Linked DNA regions of Homo sapiens: region 1 is linked to region 2. A link is an interaction called in ENCODE POLR2A ChIA-PET data of the cell type or tissue named here. Cell type or tissue: PC-3. All regions are shown on one strand. Each heading gives the region's core, and the rest is flanking DNA. Links, peaks and the distances in the headings are about the cores only.

Region 1 (2,912 bases), core at 214-2,713, 120 kb after region 2:
AAGTGCAAGGACATAGGAAAGGTGGGTAAAAAAAAAGTCACCCATAATTCTACCACTCGGGGATAACTTCTCTTTATTATTTCAGTGGATGGCTGTTCTAGTCTTTTATTTGTTAATTAATTAATAAATTAATTAATTTTTGAGATGGAGTTTGCTCTTGTTGCCCAGGCTGGAGTGCAATGGTGCTATCTCGGCTCACTGTAACCTCCGCCTCCCGGGTTCAAGCAATTCTCCTGCCTCAGCCTCCTGAGTAGCTGGGATTACAGGTGCACACCACCATGCCTGGCTAATGTTTTGTATTTTAGTAGAGACAGGCTTTCGCCATGTTGCCCAGGCTAGTCTCATACTCCTGAGCTCAGGTGATCCGCCCGTCTCAGCCTCCCAAAGTGCTAGGATTACAGGCGTGAGCCACCGCACGGGGCCTAACGATGATGAGAATTTGATGTGACATCTGCAGGATCCCCAGCTAGTCAGCAGCATCTAGAGGGCTAGAACTCTGGCCAGCTGACTGGGCCTTTTGCTAACTGTTTTCTGTCCCCTCTGTGCCGGGGTGTCACTGAGCTTTGCGGGACAGGCTGGTCTGTCGTGCCTTCAGCTCAGGGAATGTGGCTCCCGAGCATAGGGCTGGACTGAGAGGCGTTAGGTGAGCCAGAGAAGGCCTCAGACACAGGGCTTAGAGAGGGCATGTAGACCTGTGATTGCTTAGTGTCCATGACTAGAAAAGACAGAATCTTGTAGTTACTGGGGATTGCACGAGATCACCTTCGAGAGGGCTCAGCACAGCACCTGACCAGTGGTCACTGCTGCTGGGGGATAATTTAGCTCTGCGTCTGTTTCCCTGTGTTTCCAAGCCCATGCAGTAAACGGGGGGAATATTGCGAATTAGCTTGTCTGCCTCGTAAGGCCAACCTGAAAACTAAATCTTAATCTTTGTGTGTGTGTGTGTGTGTGTGTGTGTGTGTGTGTGTGTATGTGTGTGTGTGTGTATCTGTATATTTAAACAGATAATATATGCAAATATCACAACATTCAAAAGGTTTAAACAAATATGTAGTGAAATGTTTGTCTCCCTCCTACCATTTTCACTCTCCAGGGATAGCCACTGTGACCAAACTCTATGTGTGTGAGTATACCTTTTTTATATTTTAGCTTTTTACATAAATAGTAGCTTTCTGTACAACTGCTCTGTATTTGGCAGGTCAGAGCTTTGGATTCAGACAAACCTGGATCTGGATCCTGACCTTCCCGTTTGCTTCGTGGTGACTCACAGCTGGCTTGGTGCATCTCATCCCTTAGTGCCTTGCCAGGTGCGTCACCTCCCCTTTCCTCTCCTCATTGTTGTCCTTTGTGCCAGGCTGTTGGGCTAAATCCAGCCTAGTGTGCCACTGCAGGGAGAGCCCAGCTCTGCCATTTTGGGGATAGTGTAGGAATCCATGATCCCTGGATGGGCGCGCCCGAGCCCCTCTATTGGGGCAGGGTTTTCTCAGTAGCCAGAGGTACCACCGATGGAGGTGGAAGGACTATAACAGAGGTATTTGACCCAGAAGACCTTTGTGAGGGCAGAGACAAAGTTGTTTTTTTGTTTGTTTTTTTAAAAAAAAAAAAAAAAAAAAGCTTAAGTGAAAAAGCATTTCCAGAACATCGCAGGTGCCTTTCGACTTCACTCCTGACCTTTGCCATGTCGGAATTGCTTAGTTTGTGTTAGCAGTGTGGGACCACTCTGAGCTCCTTGCAGAAGCCAAGGCAAGACTCTTAAAAGGACTCTCCACAACCCAAAAGCAAACCACGGCCATATAAGGTGGGTTCTGTTGCCTTTCCCCAGGACGAGGAGTCACCCTAATTCATGCTTGGAATCCTTTTTTCTTCATGTGATTCCTGTGAGACATATCTCAGGTAACACAGTTCATGGCAGGACTATTGGCGTGTCCTTTACAGTTTCCAGGAAGACAAATGTGCCCTGTGATTTCCAGGGTAGGACTGTGTTTCCTACGCGTTGGGGTTTCCTTCCTCTCCGTTTCTCCCATAGACCCTTGCCCCTCTCACTTTCCTTTTCTGTGCTGGGAACATCAGAATAAGAAGGAGTTTTCAGCCACCGTGTGCTTATTGCAGGTGGGGTCTTCATCTGAACCTCTGAGATAGGACTGTGTGCTGGGTTTCCATGTATGTCTAGGTCTATAGTGGTAAGACTGGAAGGGATCCTCGGGGTCATTTCGCTGGAGCCCCTTATTTTATAGTCAGGCCCAGAGAGGCTTACGTGGTTAAGTAAGATGGATGGAAGCCACAGACAAAGAAAACAGACTTCTTTCTTAGGAAATAAAAGTCTATAGGAGGACACTCATCTAATTTCTAAGAGTAGAAGATGTTAGGAGGGCTCGTTTTTGTCTTCTGGTGAGTATAGTTTGAGACAAGTTCTGGTATTTGACTTGAAAAATAGAATTGATAGCACAGGATTTACAGGAAACACTGTAGCTGGGCCTGTAGGCGCGCACCGCCACGCCTGGCTAATTTTCATTTCTTTTTAAGTTTTTTGTAGAGTCACCATCTCACTATGTTGCCCAGGCTGGTCTCAAACTCCTTTCCTCAAGCGATCCTCCTACCTTGGCCTCCCAAAGTGCTGGCATTACAGGCCACCGCACTGGCCGAAACCCCATCTCTCTCTCTCTTTTTTTTTTTTCTGAGATGGAGTCTCGCTCTGTCACCCAGGCTGGAATGCAGTGGCGCAATACTCACTCCACCTCCTGGGTTCAAGCGATCGAGACCCCATCTCTTAAAAAAAAAAAGGTTTATTGAGACAATTCACATACCATAAAATTCACCCTTTTAAAGTGTGCAGTTCAAGTGGTTTTTAGTATACTCAAACGGTTGTACGGTCATCACCGCTATCTAATTTTAGAACATTTTCATCACCCTAA
Region 2 (2,912 bases), core at 305-2,804:
CCTTATGTATAAGGACTTTTGTTTTCGGGGAGGAAGGGAGAAGGAAGAAGATTTTCATGTGTTTGTAGGGGTGGTTGGGGACAAAATCAGAAATGAGGTTGAAAGGGGGAACAATGGGCACCTGCTCTGCCATTTGAGCCACTTCGTGGCAGGAAGAGTGAGGATGGGAGGCTGCAGAGCTGATGTGTGGAAGATGGAGGCTCTGGGCTCTAGCAGGGCTGTATTGGGCCTGGATGCCACCCAGTGTATAGTGAGGGCCATTCTTTACAGCTCTTCACTCTGCCGCAGGCCACCAAGTTGCTTTCACACCTGACTGGACATCGCTTCCCCAACAGCAGGTTCATGGCAGATGGGGATGCCAGGGCAGCTGGGCAGTGGCCAAGAGGCTGGAGCGAAATACAATGAGAGGCCTTGTGCCGAGCACATGTAAAGTACACTGTGCAGCCAACCCAGAAATAACTAGGGGGACTTCAGAGAATGCATCAGAATTCCTGAATGAGCCGGCAAGGGCTCAGAGCTGTTGAGACTGAAATGTGGATGTTACTGTGATCTCATTTGCACTCATTGCTGGTGAGAGCTAGGACATTTGAGTTTTACCTACCGTGGAATTATTATACAGCCTTTATACCAGGCTAGTGCAGACCTCTATTTATTGACATGGAAAGAGTCACAGTCTAGTGACTCTTTACAAACAGGAAAGCAAAAGTCCCCAGCGCTTTTCAGGGACCCAGGCTCTGAGTACAAAGGGAAAATCCAGTCAGCTGGCCTGCTGTATTGGGGTGGTCACTGACAGCGTTTAAGACATGGTATCTGAAACCCACAGTAATAGAAAACAGTCTTTGGGCTGGTCGCAGTGGCTCATGCCTATAATCCCAACACTTTGGTTGGCCAAGGCAGGAGGATCACTTGAGCCCAGGAGTTCAAGACCAGCCTGAGCAACATAGGGAGACCCCCGTCTCTACCAATAAAAAATGAGAAACAGCCAGGTGTGGTGGCACATGCCTGTGGTCCCAGCTGGATGGGAGGCTGAGGTGGGAGGATTGCTGGGGCCCGTGAGATTGAGGCTGTGCAGTGAGCCATGACTTCATCACTGCCCTCCAGCCTGGATGACAGAGCAAGACCTTGTCTCAAAAAAATAAATACATAAAAATAAAACAGTCTTTAGAATATTGAGGTTAATTTCTCTACCCAGAAAGCAATCTTTAATTTTATTAATAAGAACACAAAAGAAGGTAGGTAGTATCCCAGACAGCCAACTGCTTACATTTGGAACGGTGGCAGCAGCGATATCACAGGAAGCACATCTGTGTGTCAGGCACTGTTAGTGGCCAGTCTCTTCCTCCGTCTGGTGAACCTAGGCTTCGTTCAGCTGCTGGGCAAGAGTCTGCTTCAGCGGGACAAGCCCCTCCCCAGCCCCCAGGGGCAAACCTTGATTCATCTGTACCAGACATGGTAAGTCTATTCCCTTTGCTGGAAATTGTTTTAGGAAAGGGTCTGTGATGCAATTCTGGCCAAGTTTAGGAAAGTTTTCCTGCTTTTAAAAACAACAGCCTCTCTTCTGGCTTTGGGACACTGAGAAGAAGTGATGCTGGGCCTGCTGGAGCCATCTTGCATCTGCGAGGCTTCCATTAAGTAGGAGCTGAAGGACTGCGATGGCAGAGTAGAGAGAAGAAAGAACATGAGTCCTCAGTGATGCTGCTGACCCGCAGAAACCGCCAGTCCCAACACCCCTGAACTTCAGACCTCGTTTTGATTCAGAGACACATTTATACATTTCATATATATATACACACACATATATATGTATACATGTATACATATATATACACATATACATGTTTTATATATATATATTTTTATATATATATATATATTTTTTTTTTTTTTTTTTGAGACAGAGCTTTGCTCTTGTCGCCCAGGCTGGAATGCAGTGGCATGATCTCAGCTCACTGCAACCTCTACCTCCTGGATTCATGTGATTCTCCTGCCTCAGCCTCCCAAGTAGCTGGGATTACAGGTGTGCACCATCACACCCAGCTAATTTTTGTATTTTTGGTAGAGACAGAGTTTCACCATTCTGGCCAGGCTGGTCTCGAACTCCTGACCTCAGGTAACCCACCCACTTCAGCCTCCCAAAGTGCTGGAATCACAAGCATGAGCCATCACAGCTGGTCGCATTTTCATATTCTAAAATGCAGGATGTGTCTTACAAGCAATGGCATCTCAGTTTGAGTGAATTACAAAATGTGAGATTTTAGGCTGGGTGCAGTGGCTCACGCCTGTAATCCCAGCACTTTGGGAGGCCGAGGAGGGTGGATCACGAGGTCAGGAGATTGAGACCATCCTGGCTAACACAGTGAAACCCCATCTCTACTAAAAATACAAAAAAAAAAATTAGCCAGGCGTGGTGGCGGGTGCCTGTAGTCCCAGCTACTCAGGAGGCTGAGGCAGGAGAATGGCTTGAACCCGGGAGGCAGAGCTTGCAGTGAGTGGAGATCGTACCACTGCACTCCAGCCTGGGCGACAGAGCGAGACTCCATCTCAAAAAAAATAAATAAATAAAAAGTGAGATTTTAAAAAGAAATCTTATTAAGTCATTTTAAGTTGGGTGTTCTGTTTCAGTCAAATCATCCTAAATGATATCTTTTAAAAATAATTCTTCCCAGAAGAATGGATCATGGCAGAATACAGAAAATGAGCTCATGTGTGCAAGCCTCCTTCCGGAAATCATAACAGCTATGTGTATATGAAGTGTTTACTCTGTGGCAGGTACTCTGGAAGCACCTTTTATTCACTGTCTCATCTGATTCTCATGACAGCCCTGTCATTATCCCCCACCCCCCCACCTTCCCATTTCACAGCTGAGGAAGTCAAGGTGCAGAAAGGTTAAAGGAACTCATAAGTGAAGGCAC

What was found. Peaks named below come from ENCODE experiments on the same cell type or tissue, not always from the same donor. Only the 100,000 strongest peaks of a DNase experiment are listed, where the experiment ranks them.
Region 1: POLR2A ChIA-PET joins it to region 2 with 5 read pairs; 5 of 35 experiments call an interaction of 5 or more read pairs at or near these places.

The regions. Positions count from the first base shown.
Region 1 is chr17:76,433,476-76,436,387 of GRCh38, reverse strand. The region is part of intron 1 of UBE2O (ubiquitin conjugating enzyme E2 O); the gene reads left to right. Among named protein-coding and RNA genes, the nearest start is that of UBE2O, 18 kb to the left of the region's middle. RefSeq lists an enhancer at 2,027-2,527. In PC-3, for the core only: no CTCF peak of the experiment used is centred there; a DNase peak (open chromatin) is centred at 1,267.
Region 2 is chr17:76,551,844-76,554,755 of GRCh38, reverse strand. It overlaps a transcript of PRCD not described here. Among named protein-coding and RNA genes, the nearest start is that of SNHG16, 4.5 kb to the left of the region's middle. In PC-3, for the core only: no CTCF peak of the experiment used is centred there; no DNase peak of the experiment used is centred there.